Regions from separate parts of the Homo sapiens genome. Here region 2 is linked to region 1. Evidence: chromatin loops called from intact Hi-C (ENCODE). Cell type or tissue: gastrocnemius medialis. All regions are shown on one strand. Links, peaks and the distances in the headings refer to the core of each region. The heading gives the core; the rest is flanking DNA.

Evidence for each region. Hi-C counts contacts between places; a loop is a spot of excess contacts. Peaks named below come from ENCODE experiments on the same cell type or tissue, not always from the same donor. Only the 100,000 strongest peaks of a DNase experiment are listed, where the experiment ranks them.
Region 2: a loop joins it to region 1, with 2.2 times the contacts of the local background. A loop is called at or near these places in 2 of 110 quality-filtered maps.

The regions. Positions count from the first base shown.
Region 1 is chr3:189,350,313-189,359,954 of GRCh38, reverse strand. No RefSeq gene overlaps it. Among named protein-coding and RNA genes, the nearest start is that of TPRG1-AS2, 110 kb to the right of the region's middle. In gastrocnemius medialis, for the core only: no CTCF peak of the experiment used is centred there; DNase peaks (open chromatin) are centred at 3,807 and 4,461; H3K4me3 peaks cover 277 bases; H3K27ac peaks cover 1,931 bases.
Region 2 is chr3:189,618,541-189,626,540 of GRCh38, reverse strand. It overlaps a transcript of TP63 not described here. Among named protein-coding and RNA genes, the nearest start is that of TP63, 8.8 kb to the left of the region's middle. In gastrocnemius medialis, for the core only: no CTCF peak of the experiment used is centred there; DNase peaks (open chromatin) are centred at 20, 3,751 and 4,460; H3K4me3 peaks cover 758 bases; H3K27ac peaks cover 2,773 bases.

The DNA.
Region 1 (9,642 bases), core at 880-8,879:
AAAAACTATTCAGTCCTTACTGCTTTGTACCCAATAGTGTTATGGCTCCAACTGCAAAAAAAGTCACAACATTATTATTAAGGAAGTTGTTTTAGAGGTAGACTAGAAAGGAGTATCTAAGTTCAGTAAACCATCTTTTGATTTCCTGGGACTTTTCCCACTAGATTCTGCCCTTATGTTAAACATCTCAACACATCTAAATCAAATCTTACTTTGCCAAGGGACGCAACTCTTAAATTACAGAACGTCATATAGGAGAAAGAGAATAATTATGTATTTAGTAATGACTCTGTACCAGAATCTGTGTTAGATGCTTTACTATGACTATCATTTTATTTCAGTTTTTTACACTGAGGAAATCTGGTCATGATCTTCTCATTTCATCAATGGAAAACCAGAATTCTCAAGAAAGAGACCTAAGGTGGGAGATTACACAATGAGTTAGGAGCAAATGTAGGACCAGACACTCAGTCTAGTGATCTTTCCAATCTGCTTTTCTCCTTTTCCTGATAGGTATTTATTCTCTTAAAGCCTCATTATAGTCCCTGAAAAGTTTAAAGACAATACACAAATAGGAAAACATTTGAAAGGAAAAAAGTTCTTTGGATTTTTTTATTTCTACTGCCCACTATAAAAATAACTGCATTTTAAACCTTGGGAATAATGAAATTCCCCAAGATAATTAAGATGTAGCTCAGAAAATTACCAAAGCAATTATTCCACTGTAGGGAATTCCTGCTTGAACTTCCAGAAAGGCCGTGCTCTTTCAGACTTTCAGAATCACAGCAGTCAGTTTGTAGATACAGAGTAATAGTATTAGAAAAATGTGTCGGTTGCTTACTGCATCTCAGCCACTGTGACATTGCTTAATTTAACCCCCCAAAATAATCCACTGTGAGGAGGTAGGAACTATTATTATTGCCATTGAAGAATAAAGAAACTGAGACATAGCAAGGTTACACAACACACCTGAATTCAAACAGCGTACAAGTGGAAAATGTAGCCTAATTAGAGTAAGCTTAGTTTAATTGTGGATCTTGAGTTTCTAATCTCCATTCTTTACTCCTCTGGTAATAGAAGGTGATAATTAATACCTCCACTGTCCTTCAGAGTTTGTAAATCTGAGTGCCCTCTATCTTATTTAATCCTCATAAAAATGTGAGAAGGTGTCATGGTAAGAATTGTTACACCCCACTTAAGGGATGAAAAAACTGAGGCCATGTGAGACTAGGGAGCTGGTCTGGATCTTACAGGTGGAAAGCGCAGAAACAGAACTCTGAGTTCTAGTACGTTGCATTTTGGGTTACAGCACAATGACAGACCACAGCTACCAGGTCGGGGATCACAGAGATGTGTCATCAAGCCTCAGTCCATGTCACAGGACAGAAGGCTACGGGAGAATTTTCAGCATGCTCTGGGAAAGATGAAAAGGGGCGGAGACAGTTCCTCAGGTCATAGCAGTAGTCTAATACTCATGTGGTCTCCTCTTACCCCTGAGTCCTAGGTGGATTGGAACAGGTAGTGGGGCCCTAGTCATTCTTCCAAATGAGGGAGGAGGGGAGAACAAAACACAGAAGACAGCAGTTCATCCTGGTGTCTGCAATTATTTTTTCTTCTCTGGCTCCTTTTTTTCCTGTTTGTAAATGGACCAGGGAATCACTAAGCACTGACTTCTGCTCATTCCACTGGCCCTGGGCAGTCAGCTTTAAAGGAGTCAGGGCTCTCCACTTCCCCTTTATTACAGCCTCCTCAGTTACAGGGGCCATCGCTGCCTTCCCTACTCATTCCCCACCACCAAGTGCCACACCATCCTTCTAGTTGTCTACGTGAAATGAGTTCTCATCATGTTGTTCTGTCAAAGTAGAACTCATGGTCTCATAAGTACACACCACTTTTTTCTCATGGTCTAATGAGTCCACATCACTTTTTTTTTCTTTTTTGAGACAGGATCTTACTCTGTTGTCCAGGCTGGAGTGCAGTGGCGCGATCACTGCTCACTGTAACCTCAACTTCCCTGGGTCAGGTGATTCTTCCACCTCAGCCTCCCAGGTAGCTGGGACTACAGGCGCATGCCACCATGGCAGGCTAATTTTTTTGTATTTTTTGTGGACACAGGGTTTAGCCATGTTACATAGGCTGGTCTTGAACTCTTGGGCTCAAGTGATCCACCTGCCTCAGCCCCCCAAAATGTTGGGATTACATCCATGTCACACTTTAAAATACATTTCAAAAATACAATATAAATAACTATGTTAAATTTAACACTTAATGGACATTGATTTTTTCTATAATGACAAAAGTCCTCTTTTTATAAGCAAGTTTTACAAATGCTGGGACTTCATATTCTTAATAATAAAACAAACAAAACATTTTTAAATAGCCAAAAGAGAAAGGAAGTATTTATAGTAACACAGTTCTTGAATTATTCAAATGCTAGTTGAACTGAAAAGTTTGCATTGATTTTCAATAGAAAGCAAAATTATTTTGCAGTTATTCCACTGGTGCCTTAAAATGTCAAAGATCCATTCTTTTACTTTTTTTCATATGTCCATATTTATTGGCCATCAAAACTCCATATGTCATGTGTTCATACACACGCACACACACACCCCCTTGGACATGCATGCTATCATAAAATGCCAAGATATAAATGCACAAGAACTAATCAAAAGCTAAAAATGCAGGAGCTGATTATCAACTCTCTTTTCTATTTATATAACCTTGGGCTTTTAACTTTTAACACATCTGGTCCTTGGTTTCCATGCCAACACAATGGATACAATACTCTCAACCCTGCTTCCTTTACTACATCACAGAATTTTTGTGAAGATGAAAAGGCATCATTTATATTGAATAGCTTTGAAAACTATATAGCATTTTACATCAGGCATTTTTATTATGGTTATAGTTATTTCCTTTTTTGATATTTTCCTGCTTCTTATAATGTGAACCTGCCATCGTACTGGAGATGTTGCTCTCTTTAACTGTTTTGATGACCAAGAAATCGATGACCATTTAACTTCAATGAATACAAAAATCTTTTTGTTATTATTATTTATTTTCTCAGTTTCTTGTAATTTGTTACTCTTGTGTCATTGTTTCAACAATTAAGCGTGCCAAGCAATAATCTTATTAAGAAGATTCAGTTATAATTGTGTATTAATTTATTAATGATTTAAAAAGTCCATTTTTCTTTTTATTCATCTTTCATTATGCTGTGAATTTTTGTTTTTCACTGAAAATATTATATTCAATATTTTAATCTGAATTTTTGTTCCTGCTATCCCATGCTGCAGCTTCCAGCACCTGATAGTAAACATAACACAGATATATATATATATATATATATATATATATATATATATATATATATATATATATGGAGAGAGAAAGAGAGAGAGAGTAAAGGAAGCAGGAACTACTAGGGGCCATCTTAGATGTCAGCCTGACACTCATCTTAACCCACTAAATTAGCAATCAGACATATACACATACAAAAGGTGAAATAATACCCAATGCCAAAAAAAATTAAAATTGTTTACTTATACAGCGTTAGCAACTGAGGAAGTCATTTCATCTCTCCGAGCCTCAGTTTCTTCTTAAAATGATAAGATTTATCTTATCATAACATATATAAAATATCATTTATCTTACTAAAATAGCTACTTTATATGCCTTACAGGTTACTGTGGGGAGTGATTATGACAATAACTATGAGTGCAACTGATAAACTGTAAAAAATGAGAGAATTTGTTGCGTGAATTTGTTGGCCCTGGTGGTATTGGCAGATAGACCTAAGCCGGGACTGGGGCTGGCATTCACAAGTCCATGAATCATCCTTCAAACCCTCAGCCATAAAGCAAAAGACAAGCCCGAGCTACTCTTTGATTTGTTGTGGTTTTGTGCTCTTTAAAGCCACACCCACCACATAAAGAAAGCAACAACTTACGAGAAATTTATTTAAAATGCTTGTTCTATTGAGTATAGCAACCTTAGGTCCAACCCTTTGATGATTGGCCCAGGTTGATTTTGTTAACAGCTTGCCTTGGGTTTGCAAAATTGCCCTTACGTGACCCCAGTGAGTCTTGATTCAGCCTCAAACTTTAATGAAGACAGAAACCTTACACATTAGGGCAGAGAGCCCTGTCCTTACCACCTCCAATCAGCACAGCTTGGGCTTCCAAAACTACACAAAAGATGTTAGTGTTTCATCAGTTTAACAAGCAGGCAGAGGCACCCAGATTTCACCCTGGATTCATTACCATAACCCAGCTTAAGAGCACAGAGACCACAAAGCTAATGCTGTGTGTGCTGCAGCAGGTAGTGCAGTAATCCTCAGCTCCTGGATCACTGTAGGGCCAGGGAAATGTTAAAAAGCACAAGGCCTCGGGTAGCTCTAGGGGAGCTGCTGGAATGTTGTTTATCTTCAGAGGGCAACAACTGGTCCAGTATTTCACAACAGGAAGGTCTGTCCTGGAGCTCAGACATTGAAGGCTTAGAGAAGCAAGGCCTGAAATAACCCCCCTTCCCCTCTGACTTCTATCTCCCCACCCTGCTGAACCCCCTCTCCTCCCAACACTTCAGATTTAAAAAAATAAAAGGCACAGCCAGGGCTACAACCTTGAAATAGATGTAGCTTTCTGGGTAGCTTGTAGTTAACTTAATACTGTAGCTGAGATGGGAGACCGCCTGATGCAACAGGACTTTAGGTGACAGGGAAGCCAGAAACGAAGGCCTTCTTTTATTGTCTTAACCCCTTGCTTCATAAAAATTACCCATTCTTATTCATCTGTGTTTTTAGTTTCAAAATTTTCTCTCTGAGCTCTTGTATGAAAGAAGGAACTGACTATGATTTAAATTCTAAAATAATAGGCAATGCCTAGTAACTTTAATTTAGCTCCATGTGATTTGAGGGAGTTAATTCAACAAAGTCCTAATAAATATTCCTATGATCGTGCACAATCAATTTATCTCTCCAAGACTCTGTGCAAACAGTCAGAGAAATGACAATAGCCTATATTTGGGCCCATAAACTGAGGCAGTTCTGTGAGCTCTGGGGATCCTCTCAATCTCCTTGGCAGAGAACGCTGGGAAAAATCTCAATGGTTGTATTCCTTAATGTGGTGGAATAAAATTGTTGCTGAGAAAGAAGTATTTATATACCAGACTATGGGGATGTTTCTGGGCTTTTGGGAGGTTATAATAGGGAAACAGGCGGGGCTCATGCCTATAATCCCAGCACTTTGGAAGGCAGAAGTGGGAGGATTGCTTAAGACCAGCCTGGACAACACAGGAAGACCTCATCTCTACAAAAAATAAAAAATTAGCCAGGTGTGGTACCACACACCCATAGTCCCAGCTACTCAGGAGGCTGAGGTGGAAGGGTCACTTGAGTCCAGGAGGTTGAGGCTGCAGTGAGCTATGATTCTGCCACTGCCCTCCAGCATGGGTCACAGAGTGAGATCCTGTCTCGAAAAAAAGAAATAGGTAAACATTGGTCTGTAACATTTATGATCAGTTCTTGCCACCTCAGCTGCTTTTGTACAACCGGCCTTAAGCTGGCTCTTCTTTCCTATAAAGAAGGGAGAAGGAAGAAAGCTGGATCCAATAAAAAATTTCTTTTTTCAGGACATGTCAGGATGAGGAAGCACTTTACCTGAAGACAGATAATGATTCTTCAAGAAAAATGTAACTACTTCATTCCAGACTCTGTCTTGGAAATATTTAACCCCTAGTGAGCACTCTAGCAGGTCATAGTACACCTACTTCTGCACAAACTGACAAATGAGGTTATTCACTTACTCAGCAGGCAACTACCACGCCCTGTATTCATAAGAGATGAACAATACTCGGTTTGCACTCAGAAAGGCACAGAAAGAATAAATATGTAAAAAGTCAACTCTAATATCTGGCAAAATAAACTGTGGCTACAAGTAACTGGTGATAGTGATAGAATGCAGAGAAAAAAAAAAAAACAATTCTGACGGTAGGTTTCAAGAAGAATTTCATGAAATAAACACCATTTGACCTCCACTTTAATGGGCAAGTAGAATTTGATAAGGAGACTACAGATGTGAACACATTTCAGCTAGAGTTGACGCAGCAAAAGCAGAAAAGTGTGAAAGAACTTGTGATACATGCGGAAAACAATGAGTAATTATTTGAGACTATCCTGGATTGCTGGCCACACCCTTACCAAAGCCTCTAGAAAGACTTCTACTTTCAAACTGCCCAGCACACCTATGAAATTCCAACATTCTTTTCAGGAGCTGCAGAGTGGGGAGGTTAAAAACATGGGTCCTTGGGTCCATTTGTCTGGGTTTAAGTCCTAGCTCTGCCTCTTACTGGTTGTGTTACTTTGAGTAAGTTGACTGACTTCTCTAGACCTCAGGTTTCTCTTCTGTAAAACAGAATCATATTACCTGCTGTGAGGATTAAATCATAAAAATAATATGAAATACTTGGCATGATTCCCAATACATAATAAGGATTCAATATTACTGTCGTGGTTACTCGCCTGTTTCATTTCTCTTATTAGACAGGTGATTCCTAAAGGTCAAAGAATGATCCATTCCTATTTTACTCTCATGGCCCAGAATCTAGAAGTGCTTTCGCATAAAAGTAGAATTTATAAATACATGAATGTATGAATGAATGAATAAGTAGAATACCCAATTTCAGATCTAGACTTTCCTAATAGTAGGGTTTGACTTTGATTCATCTCATTGAGCTGGGCATCTGCCTTAAAGCTTTTGTATTTTATAGATTCAGCCAACATTGTAGTTCTGGCCATGTGAGCTCCAGTGGACAGCTGGAGAGTGTAAACACCAATACATGGACAGAGCATCCTTGGACCCAGTGCTCTGCTATTGCTTAGCCTTTCTCTGTAGAGGACATTTGCTTGATCTATGACTAAATTCCATCAAATATGAAACAAAAATAACTTCAATGACCACTTAATCGTCATTAATAGAGACCTCATTAGATGTCTCCAAAACCCTTTCTGAGAAGGCATTTGGCTAAAGCCCCACGTGACAATGAGGTGTCCCAGGATGCCAAAGAGAATTGTAAGAAACAATGACATTTTAAAGGAGCTTTCAAGTGATTTCTTACATTCTGTTCAAATTCAGAATTATAAATGGAAAAGAAAGGCCAAAGTTAGCAACTCTGAAATAATCAAAACTTTCAGATAATTACAATGTAAATTCAAATACCTATATAGATAACTAGTTTTTTTGGATAATAAGCTGGGGATTACTCAATTTATTATATTGAAAACATGCACTCTTTCCTAAATTTTCATACAGGACAGCCAACAAAGTTTATCACCAGAAAAAAATAAAAGATAAGGACACAGAAGATAACCCTGTATAGAACAAATGAAACTTTTCAGAGGAAAAAATATAGAGAATTATAAAAATATGTTGAGCAAATACATTTGTACCAATGCCCTTACATATTTGTTGGGATATTTCGTATGATAGATCCTAAAGGGTAGAATAACTAAGTAAAGAGAGAATAGGCCGGGCACAGTGGCTCACGCCTGTAATCCTAGCACTTTGGGAGCCCGAGGTGGGAGGATCACGAAGTCAAGAGATCGAGACCATTCTGGCCAACATGGTGAAACCCCGTCTCTACTAAAAATACAACAATTAGCCGGGCGTGGTGGTGGGCACCTGTAGTCCCAGCTACTTGGGAGGCTGAGGCAGGAGAATCGCTTGAACCCGGGAGGCAGAGGTTCCAGTGAGCCAAGATCACGCCATTGCACTCCAGCCTGGGCAACAGAGCGAGACTCCATCTCAAAAAAAAAAAAAAAAAAAAAAAGAGACAATAAACATTTTAAAGCTTTAATAGGTGTTGCCAAATTGTCCTTCAAAACCGCAGCAAGTTACACTTACTACTTTGTGTATGAGGGACCTGACACTCAACTCAACAGATTCTACTAGATTTTAAAAAATTCCCTTAAAATAATTAAAAAAAAGAATAAGACACAAATGGAAATAATCTACCTTCATCAGCAGGTTATGGATCAATAAATTTTGGTATAACTGTGTGATGGACTGTCACTCCTCAATATAACAGAAAAAAAATGCTGATACACACAATATGGATACACCTCAAAAAAATATGCGAGTGAAAGAATCCAGACAAAAAAATTATATATACTGTATGATTCCATTCATAGGAAATTCTGGAAGAGACAAAACTATTCATGGTGACAGAAATCTTGTGCTGGAAATGAGTATAGACTGTCTACAAAGGAGCACGAGGAAACGTTTTACAGGAATAAAAATGTTCTAGATCTTGACTGGGGAGGTGGTTACATGAGCAAATGCATTTTTTTCAAAACTCCAATTATATCTCCATAAAGTCAGCGGAAACAAAGGGGAATAAAATGAGAGGGGTGGGGGCATGATCACCAGGATTCAAATGGGGTTTGGATGACAGCTGACCCTGGATTCTAGTGTTTTTTTTTCCCCCATTTGCAGCGATTGCTTCTAGGTTATTTTTATTTCTCACTTTTCTAAAAGCTGAAGTCTGAATGATCACTTCCATGCTTTAAAATCTTTGAATATCTCTCCCAACTTTCAGGATAGAATTCTATCTCTTGGGTTAGCCAAGATTTCCTGTACTCTGCCTCCATCCTGCCTACCTAGCCCCATCTCTAACCCCTGACCCCCTAGATCCAACCAATTTCTCCCCCAGCCAGCCTGAAATACTAACTCTTCCTACTATTTCATGTTCTAGACCTTAATACATGTGTCCCTTTCTACCAGAAACAGTCTTCCAGCTTCACTTCTTTGTCTAATACCTAATTGCCTCTGAAATTTGGTCTATGTCAACTCTCTGAAATCTACCACTGCCAGCATATCCCATCACACATCTATTCTAGCATATAACACACAACATCCTTATTGTTGGAGTCTTGGATTTTCCCTCCTACTAGGAGCTCCTTGAAAGCAGGACATTGTCCTCATTAACTTATTATCCCATAGTGACTAATATAGCACCTGATATATAGTAAATAGTAAAAAAGCATTTGCTGGCCGGGCATGGTGGCTCACGCTTGTAATCCCAGCACTTTGGGAGGGCGAGGCGGGAGGATCACGAGGTCAGGAGATTGAGACCATCCTGGCTAACACAGTGAAACCCCATCTCCACTAAAAATACAAAAAAATTAGCCGGGCGTGGTGGCGGGCGCCTGTAGTCCCAGCTACTCGGGAGGCTGAGGCAGGAGAATGGCGTGAATCTGGGAGGCGGAGCTTGCAGTGAGCCAAGATCACGCCACTGCACTCCAGCCTGGGTGACAGAGTGAGACTCCGTATCAAAAAAAAAAAAAAAAAAAAAAAAAAGAGCATTTGCTGTGTGAATGGGTATGAAATATTAAATTTCTGGGAGAAAAAAATAACTGCAAAACGTAAACTCTAAGTTGCAAACTCAAAAGAAGATGATATGCAACTGAGGTAAGATCCTGTTTCTAAGTCCTGTATAGACCTTCATGGCATGACAATAGTTTTTTCGTTTGTCCAAAAGTGTCTGAGGCCAACTTAAGGGCATGGAGACTGTAATTTTGCTGTGTGGATCTCAGCTGAAATCCCAACACATTTGCATGAGACAGTAATCACTGCACTGCCTTGCTGG
Region 2 (8,000 bases), core at 1-8,000, 270 kb before region 1:
GGCTTAAAGCAGATGATCTTGCATGTTCCGTAGAGCTCTGGCAGCCTGTGACTATGAGATCAGAGAAACTGAATTCCTTTGTGTCAGGGTAACTGAACCTCAGGTCCTAGCCTTTCCAGGTCATCCTGCATTTATAGTGAGGAGAGCAGGAAAGAACCTTCAAGGAGAGGAGGTGGTGGAGTAAATTCACCAACTATTGCTCAAATTGAAGAGACTGAGTTTGGTGATTTTTAATTGTATGACACTTTTCTGTACATAGCTGCAGCTCAACCACACAATCTCTATTTTAGTAAAGTGGAAGCCAAAGTTCTGTCATGGGGAGGATCCTGCTAACTCTTCCAACTTTGGACCTAATATTTGCTACAGTCTGACATCGATTAGGAGTAAAGCTGGGCCTAGAACTTAAGTAAACTGAATGGTATTCGAATGACTTTAATTCAATGAAAAAGCAAGTGCATTGCAACCTTAGCCATGTGCTTCTTCTGATTTGACCTCCATCTCTCTTCAGGTCACTGAAATTCATCAAATAAACATTTATAGTTAAGTTAATGTCAAGAAGATGCCTTAAGGGAGTGTCCGAAGGAAAGAGGGCATGCAAGGGAACAGAGGCCAATTGGGGCAGGAAGAGGTTGGCAGTTTCTTTAACAGACAAACCTGATACCCTCCAAAGTCACACCCAGTGTCCAGAAGCAATGTGGGTGGGCTTCTTTTCCAGACATCCCTGAACAGCTGTGTGGGGGCTGCTCCTCACTCCCACCCCTCCTTTGCTCAAAGCTCACGTGAGTGAGAGATAAAGAAAGAAACACAGGAAGTCCTTATTTGGCATTCCCCAGATTTTTTTTTCCCTGAACCATTTGTCAGTTGCAGATATGTTGCACCTTTACTCTAAATGTCTCAGTGTGTATTTCCTAAAATGAGGAAATACCTTACATGATCTCAGTTCAATTATTGAAATTAAAAAATTATATCCATAAAATATCATCTATTCTACGCTGCTTATTCAGATTTGACAATTGTCTTAATAATGTCCTTTACACCAAGGAAAAATCTTGGATGATATGTTGCATTCAGTTGTCCTTTTTTTTTTAGTATCTTTTAATTAGGAACAGTTTCCCAGTCTTCTTTGTGTTTCGTAACACAGATATTTTTGTAAAGCACAGGCCAGTTGTTTGTAGATAATACCTTAGTTTAGTTTGAATGCACTTTTGGCAGAAATATCACAAAAGTGATGCCGTGTCCATCTCAGTGCATCATATCAGGAATTGCTCTCTTTTTAACGCCTACCAACAGGTTTTCCCCAGGCCTTCTTTCAGATTTACTGTGAACCTAAAACATTTAAATGTCAAGATTTGCAGAGTTCCTTCCAAGGTCCAGGGAAGTACCTTAGCAATATGTTTACATTGTCATAAATTGTAACATAGACAAATGTGAAATACTGTATCTGCAATATTTTAATATTATTATCCATCTCTACTCCAATACTCCTTTCATCACCTTTTACCTCAAGAGAGTTGTGATGGAGTGGCTGTGGGATTTTTTAGGGTCCAACTAAGAGGAAGTTGAATAGGGAATACTTTTAGTTTGGGTTTGAGAGGATACACTAATGTGTTTTGCAGTTACATTTATGTATAGCTAAATTATTGCTACTCATCCTGGTGTAGAATGGCTTCCAAGAGCACACCTCCTGCCCATGTGTGTTGGTTCAACAATGGCTGGAGACTACATCAAAATATGAATATGTCCTACAGTAATTGGCATGGGAAGTATGTGAATGCTTTTCCCTTTTTACCAACCATGAAAAATGTGAGTGGAGAAATTAATATCATCAATATTTAATCAAAACCCCCTCTCTATTCAGCATATGCAATTATAAATGCACCACATATTATATGCTTATTTATGATGAGAATGCATGAAATAGAATTTATCACTATTCTTGTGTCTGTAGGAAAATAAATGGGGTAGTGCTGCAAACAGCAAGTATGTCTATCAAGCCTTAGATTGGGGCTGCAGGAGGAAAGGCTGTTATATATTATATTAAAGATTCTGTTCAACCCCAAGAGTCTATGATTTTATGAGTATAAACTTCTTAAAGGCTATATTGACATATGATTCATCTATTATTCTATCTACATAAAATCACTTTGTTCTAAAATGATTTGAGTTAGCTTGTGAAATACTTATAACATTAAAAACCACACATATGTAAAGTTATGGGGGTGGGGGTGACAGGGTAATGAGGTAGCTTAATGAGTATAGAGTTTCAGTTTTGCAAGATGAAAAATTTACGTGATCTGCTGCAAAAGAATGTAAATATATTTACCACTATGAAACTGTACACTTAAAAGCAGTTAATATGGTACATGGCATTAATATATGCTTTTTACCATAACTATGGATTTCTAAATAATTTCAAAAACATATGTAGGTATATGAGGAAATTAATACTCAGCATAAACATCAATGGTAAGTAAAATAAGACAAAAATCAAAGATAGTGTTTATTCACAAACTGTATAATGTGAAGTTCCATACTTGTGCTAAAGCGCCATGAATTTATCTGTGAACTTCTAAACAGCCAGTGTAAGAGGACTTATATTTATTTATTTATTTTTTACCCACAATAATAGCTTTGACTGTTGTTATACATAGCACACTCTAGGTTTTGAACGAATAAAAGGAAACATAATACATACTGAGTCTTCCAAATAAATTGACCTTTAGTGTGTCTGGTCTCTGATTATAATGCATTTGGTTGATTGCTTATTGCAAATACATTACAGTGAATGATGTTGTGATGGGACCTAAATTCCTAGTGGGGTTTCAGTGTGATTCTCTCACAAGACTACATAGCACTCATTGATTTGATAGCTGATTAATGGATTCAACATGAATATTCTTTTAGGACCTCCTCTGTGTCCCCATCAGTGTGCTAGGGGCCATTGGTAACAAGTTGATCAACAAAATCCATTTCCTATGCTCAAATAGATCCCAGTAGAATCAAGAATGATCTTCTTTTCCTTTTATCATCTTCAACTTCATAGACAAAAGGATAACTATGGCATGGCTGTGACCCCAAGTTAGTAATGATCAGTTTGCCTACTGGGCTTTTGGTTTGAAATATCTGGTAACCTGATGAAGACTGATGCAATAAGAATATGTTTACAGTATTCATGAAGCATGTGTGTAGGTGGGAGATAATAAAATGAAGCATTCTTATTTACCTTCCCTTGGTTAGTTTGAGCCCATAAGACAGCTGTTGCTGAACCTCTCTTTCAGACATAGATTCACAAATTTGTGCCTTGTTGATTTGGTACTGATCATCAGGAAGTCATAAAAGCCACAATTTCTGGAAGGCAAGGAGATGCAATTGAGACAAGGAAACAAAAGCCCAATGTGTATATTTCAAAGCCTATGGCAAAATGATTTCTTTTGGGGGTGTAGCTTCTTGAAATATAGTGTTTACCTAGGGAACACAGCTCACAAAAGAGGGGCTAGAGAGACATTTATCAATTTCTCTTTTTGAAAATTAGCCATACTGAAAGTTAAAAAGAAATTTAGAGATCATTTACTTAGAAAAAAAATCTTAGAAATCAGAATGACTTAAAAATAACAAGGCTTTGTATCGTGGTTTATCGTACAGAACACTTTCACAGACAGTATCTCATTGCAACATCTCAACTGTCATGCGAAGTAGATGGCTAGAACAAGTGGTGTCATTACCTCCATTTCATGTGTGAGGAAGCTAAGACTCAGACGGCTTAAGAAACAAACTTACAATCACACGATGAAATAACCATCAGCCGCTGTGGCCTGTAATGGACCCAGCTCTAACTCCCAAACCCAATTCATCCACTCAATGAAATAACATTAATTAAATGCCTATGGTATGCCTGGTGTTGAGACGGGATTTAGGAAAATAAAGATAAATAAAACAAAGATCTCTCCTCTTTATATTGCATCTTCAAAACCAGAATTTTTATACAGCTTGCCACTTACTAAATATTTTATGTCCATTACCTATTTAGATAACTACTAAAAACCCTAGGAAATAGCCAAGTTAGGTTAACTGCATTTCACACAGGAAGAGATAGTTGGTGACTCTGCATTAATCATTCAGCCAGATAGTGGTAGAGCCAGGATCTGATCTCAAATTAACCCATTTCCCTGACATTTATGACCACATTTTTGCTTTTGACTCTCAAAAAGATTCATAATACATTTGTGCGCAGTCAAAAATCTCAGAGTCCTACGTATGCATGGTTTCCAGCACATGTCCCTCAGTGTCTCTTTCCTGGTCCAGTTAGCAGGATAACATAAGCCCTGCGAATGCCAGCCCACAAAGGAAGGCATGAGCTCATGGCGGGCATCCACATTTGGGCCAGGAGTCAAGAATGTTAACTCTGCTTATTTTGAAATCTGGGGCGTGCGCACCGTTTAAGCATGTGGGGGTGGATGCACTGATCAAATGCTTCTGTGGGATGGACATGATTCTCAGGGCATCTTTACAGGGGAATCCCCACGGGGTGACCCCTGAGTAGGTCTTGTTTACAGCAACATCTCTGTGTCAAGTTTCTACGAGGTAAATTTAAAGTGCTACCTTGCAGGAATAGCCTCAGTCTGAAAACACAACTAACCTTCACTGTCTTTGGTTAGTTAGTACATTATTCTGTTGCTCTGCTACTGATTTATTTAATCCATCTGAATTCTTCTTCAGTTATCTCTTATATTCTACTTCTGAATAGTATAAATAATTTTCCCCATGGAACTGAATTACCATTAGTATTGTTATAATAATTGCAACAAATATTTTCAAAGTAAAAAAAAATCCTTCTTTTCCAGATCAAGACCCTGAGTATACATAGAGAGGGAAATATGAGAAGAGAGAGAATAAATATAGAGTGATAATATTTATATAGATATGTATGCATATATGCACATTTATGTGTATATGTGTATATGTATATATTGCACATAATGTACATATTTACTTATATTCATATGTGTATATTTCTCTCTATATATAAAATATACTATAGTGTAACATGTATAATAAATATGTATATAAGTATGCATGTGTGTATGTGTGTATATATATGTATGTATATACAGAGAATATTTATTGGTCAAGTTTATTCTCTAATTTTCTTCTTTTCTTACTAATGTCTTCTACATAATCAAGGTAAAAAATTATTTTTAAAACCAAAAATAAATCATCTAATAGAAGAAGCAAAGCAATCTATGCAGTGTATTTCCATGGTATGGAAAATGTAGATTTTCCATATCACAAAGGCAAAGGAAAAGAAAGAAAATTCATAAGCTCCTAATTGTAATTATTTCTGAATTATGGAGTGAAAAGAATATTTTCTTCTTTATACTTTTCTGTAGTTTTCAAATTTTGCACAGTCAATGGGCATCATTTTTGTATTAACCTACAAGAAATAACCATTACAAATACTTTCCTGGAGAAGCTTTAGTCATGGGATAAATGTACATGAAAGAAAGTGTCTTAGATGGTTCTACCCTATAAAAACTATACAGGTGAAAGCCATTTTCTTTCAAAGGTGTGCGTAATAGATGAGTGAAAAATATTATGCCAAGATGAATGAAAGCTAAGAGAATGTGTCTCAATTTCCTGATGAACTGTCTTGTGGACAACCTCTGGTTCAAGAAAAAAAATGGCCATCATGAAAGATGTGTGGTACGGAGTGTGGGAGCTAAGAGAGTGGAATGCACAGTTGATGGCAGCCTCATGCACTGCTCCTTGGATTCACTCTGCTGTCACATTTATTGAGGCCACACTTCTGGGCTGCTTCCAACCAAGGACTGAACCTAGTAGGGCTACAAACAAGGCCCGTGCTGGCAGCACATGGGACATCTTTGATGCGTGATTTTTGACTCAAGAATGCCTCATTAGCCTGGACAAATCTTCCTTGAAATGGCTTTCAATCTGAAACTATTTCTATTGAATTCTCTTCTTTTCTCCTCTACCTCATGGCTGTCAGAGAGAGGTTTTTTTTTTTTGTTTTTTTTTTGATGGAGTCTTGCTCTGTCGCCACACTGGAGTGCAGTGGTGCAATGTCACCTCACTGCAACCTCCGCCTCCCAGGTTCAAGCGATTCTCCTGCCTCAGCCTCCCGAGAAGCTGGGACTACCATGCTCAGCTAAATTTTGTATTTTTAGTAGAGATGGGGTTTCACCATGTTGTTCAGGATGGTCTCGATCTCTTGACCTCATGGTCTGCCCGCCTTGGCCTCCCAAAGTGCTGGGATTACAGGCGTGAGCCACCACGCCCGGCACACACTACCATGCTCAGCTAAGTTTTGTATTTTTAGTAGAGATGGGGTTTCACCATGTTGATCAGGATGGTCTCGATCTCTTGACCTCGTGGTCTGCCCGCCTCGGCCTCCCAAAGTGCTGGGATTACAGGCATGAGCCACCACACCCAGCCAAGAGTTTTTCTTACACTCTGAAGTGCCCCCCTTCTTCCGCTCTTTTTTTCATTATCCTCCACAGGCATTCTCACTAGTGCATCTTTTGTAAACCCAATCCCTTCTTTAGCTCTGCTTCTTTGAGTACACAAAGTGACGCAAGTGGTCCTGAGAGAGGTCCAAGAGTGGAGAACGAAATGGGGGTTTTGGGACTGGCCCACTCCCTTATCAAGCAAATAGGATGGCTTCCTGAAGTACGTGGACTTTGGACAGTTTGGGGCTGAAGGAGAAGGCATGATTGCTATACAATTTACTGAGGTTGATCTGGAAAAACATCTATTGGAGGGAGAGATGCTTGTAGGTCCTCAGATTCGGGCTTTTGGCAGTTATGGTGGGAACAGTGCCTACAGATATGGTTCTTAACAGCACCTACAAGGATAGCAGAGCTTTATGGTTACTGCTAAGTTGTACTGATACCTTGAAGAGGGATATTGAAAAACTTAGGGCTCTTAACAAGCAGTTAAAGGCTAAGTGTGAGAGTCAGAGGACATCTTTGGTGTCTTACAAAAAGACAAGGCCCTCTTTGCAAAAACAAAGCTAAGCAGCCCACTGAAAATGTGGTAGTTAGAGTCAGAGAGCTCTAGAGACATTTGAATGTTTAGCTAAGGCTGGTTGGAAACACCTGAGACCTGGAAATATAGATAGGGGCATTAAGTGGATACCCCTGATAAGTTGGTTTTGCAGACTCTCCTAAATCCTCAGAGATTATGGAGATGGACCACCCTTTCCTAGTAAGAGCTAGTGCTTCCCTCACACTGAAAGACATCGCAGAGGCATTACTTCATAAAGCAACATATATCCCCCCTCTCAAATGCTTTTACTTCCTTTTTGGGCTGCCAGGTCCCAGACAGTGCTAATTTCCAGCAGAGCTCAGCTGAAGACGTACTGGTCATGATAAAGTAAAGCATGAATAATATACCAAAGAGTTGCCAGAATTAGCTAGCATGTATCAGCAGAAGCCATGGACATCCCTAGAAATTGATTTTTGCAGGTACTTGATTGAGGGGACTAAAAAATAAGTCCACATAGGAAACAGTTTATTGACTTGGGGGCATTTTCTTATGACGTGGGCTTTAACACCCTGTTAAGAACCACCGTGCATAGGGCAAGCTCACAGCTAGGGTGGCTTGAAAAAGTCTGGAAAAAGTGATGATCAATGCTAAATGAAGAGAAATTTCATGGGTTTCCCTACAAGACGGTAGATAAGAAATAAAGAGGCTGAGGGAAGAGGACATGGCTAGAATGGATATATAATATGAAGCCAGAAAATTCACCAGAAGACTATGTTAGATGAGGGAGCCAAGTGGACACTCGAAGGTCATCAAGATTCACTAAGGACATCAGGAATTTGCTAGTTGGAAGGGTAACAGGATCACTAAGTTCAATCCTGGCTCTCCTCTGTGTCTCAGAGCTGGGGGTAGGAGAGGTGGTCATAGACCTGGGACTGTTAATATCCATGTAAATGATGCCCCTCTACCCTCAAGAACAGAGGCCAAGGGTGGCACTTACC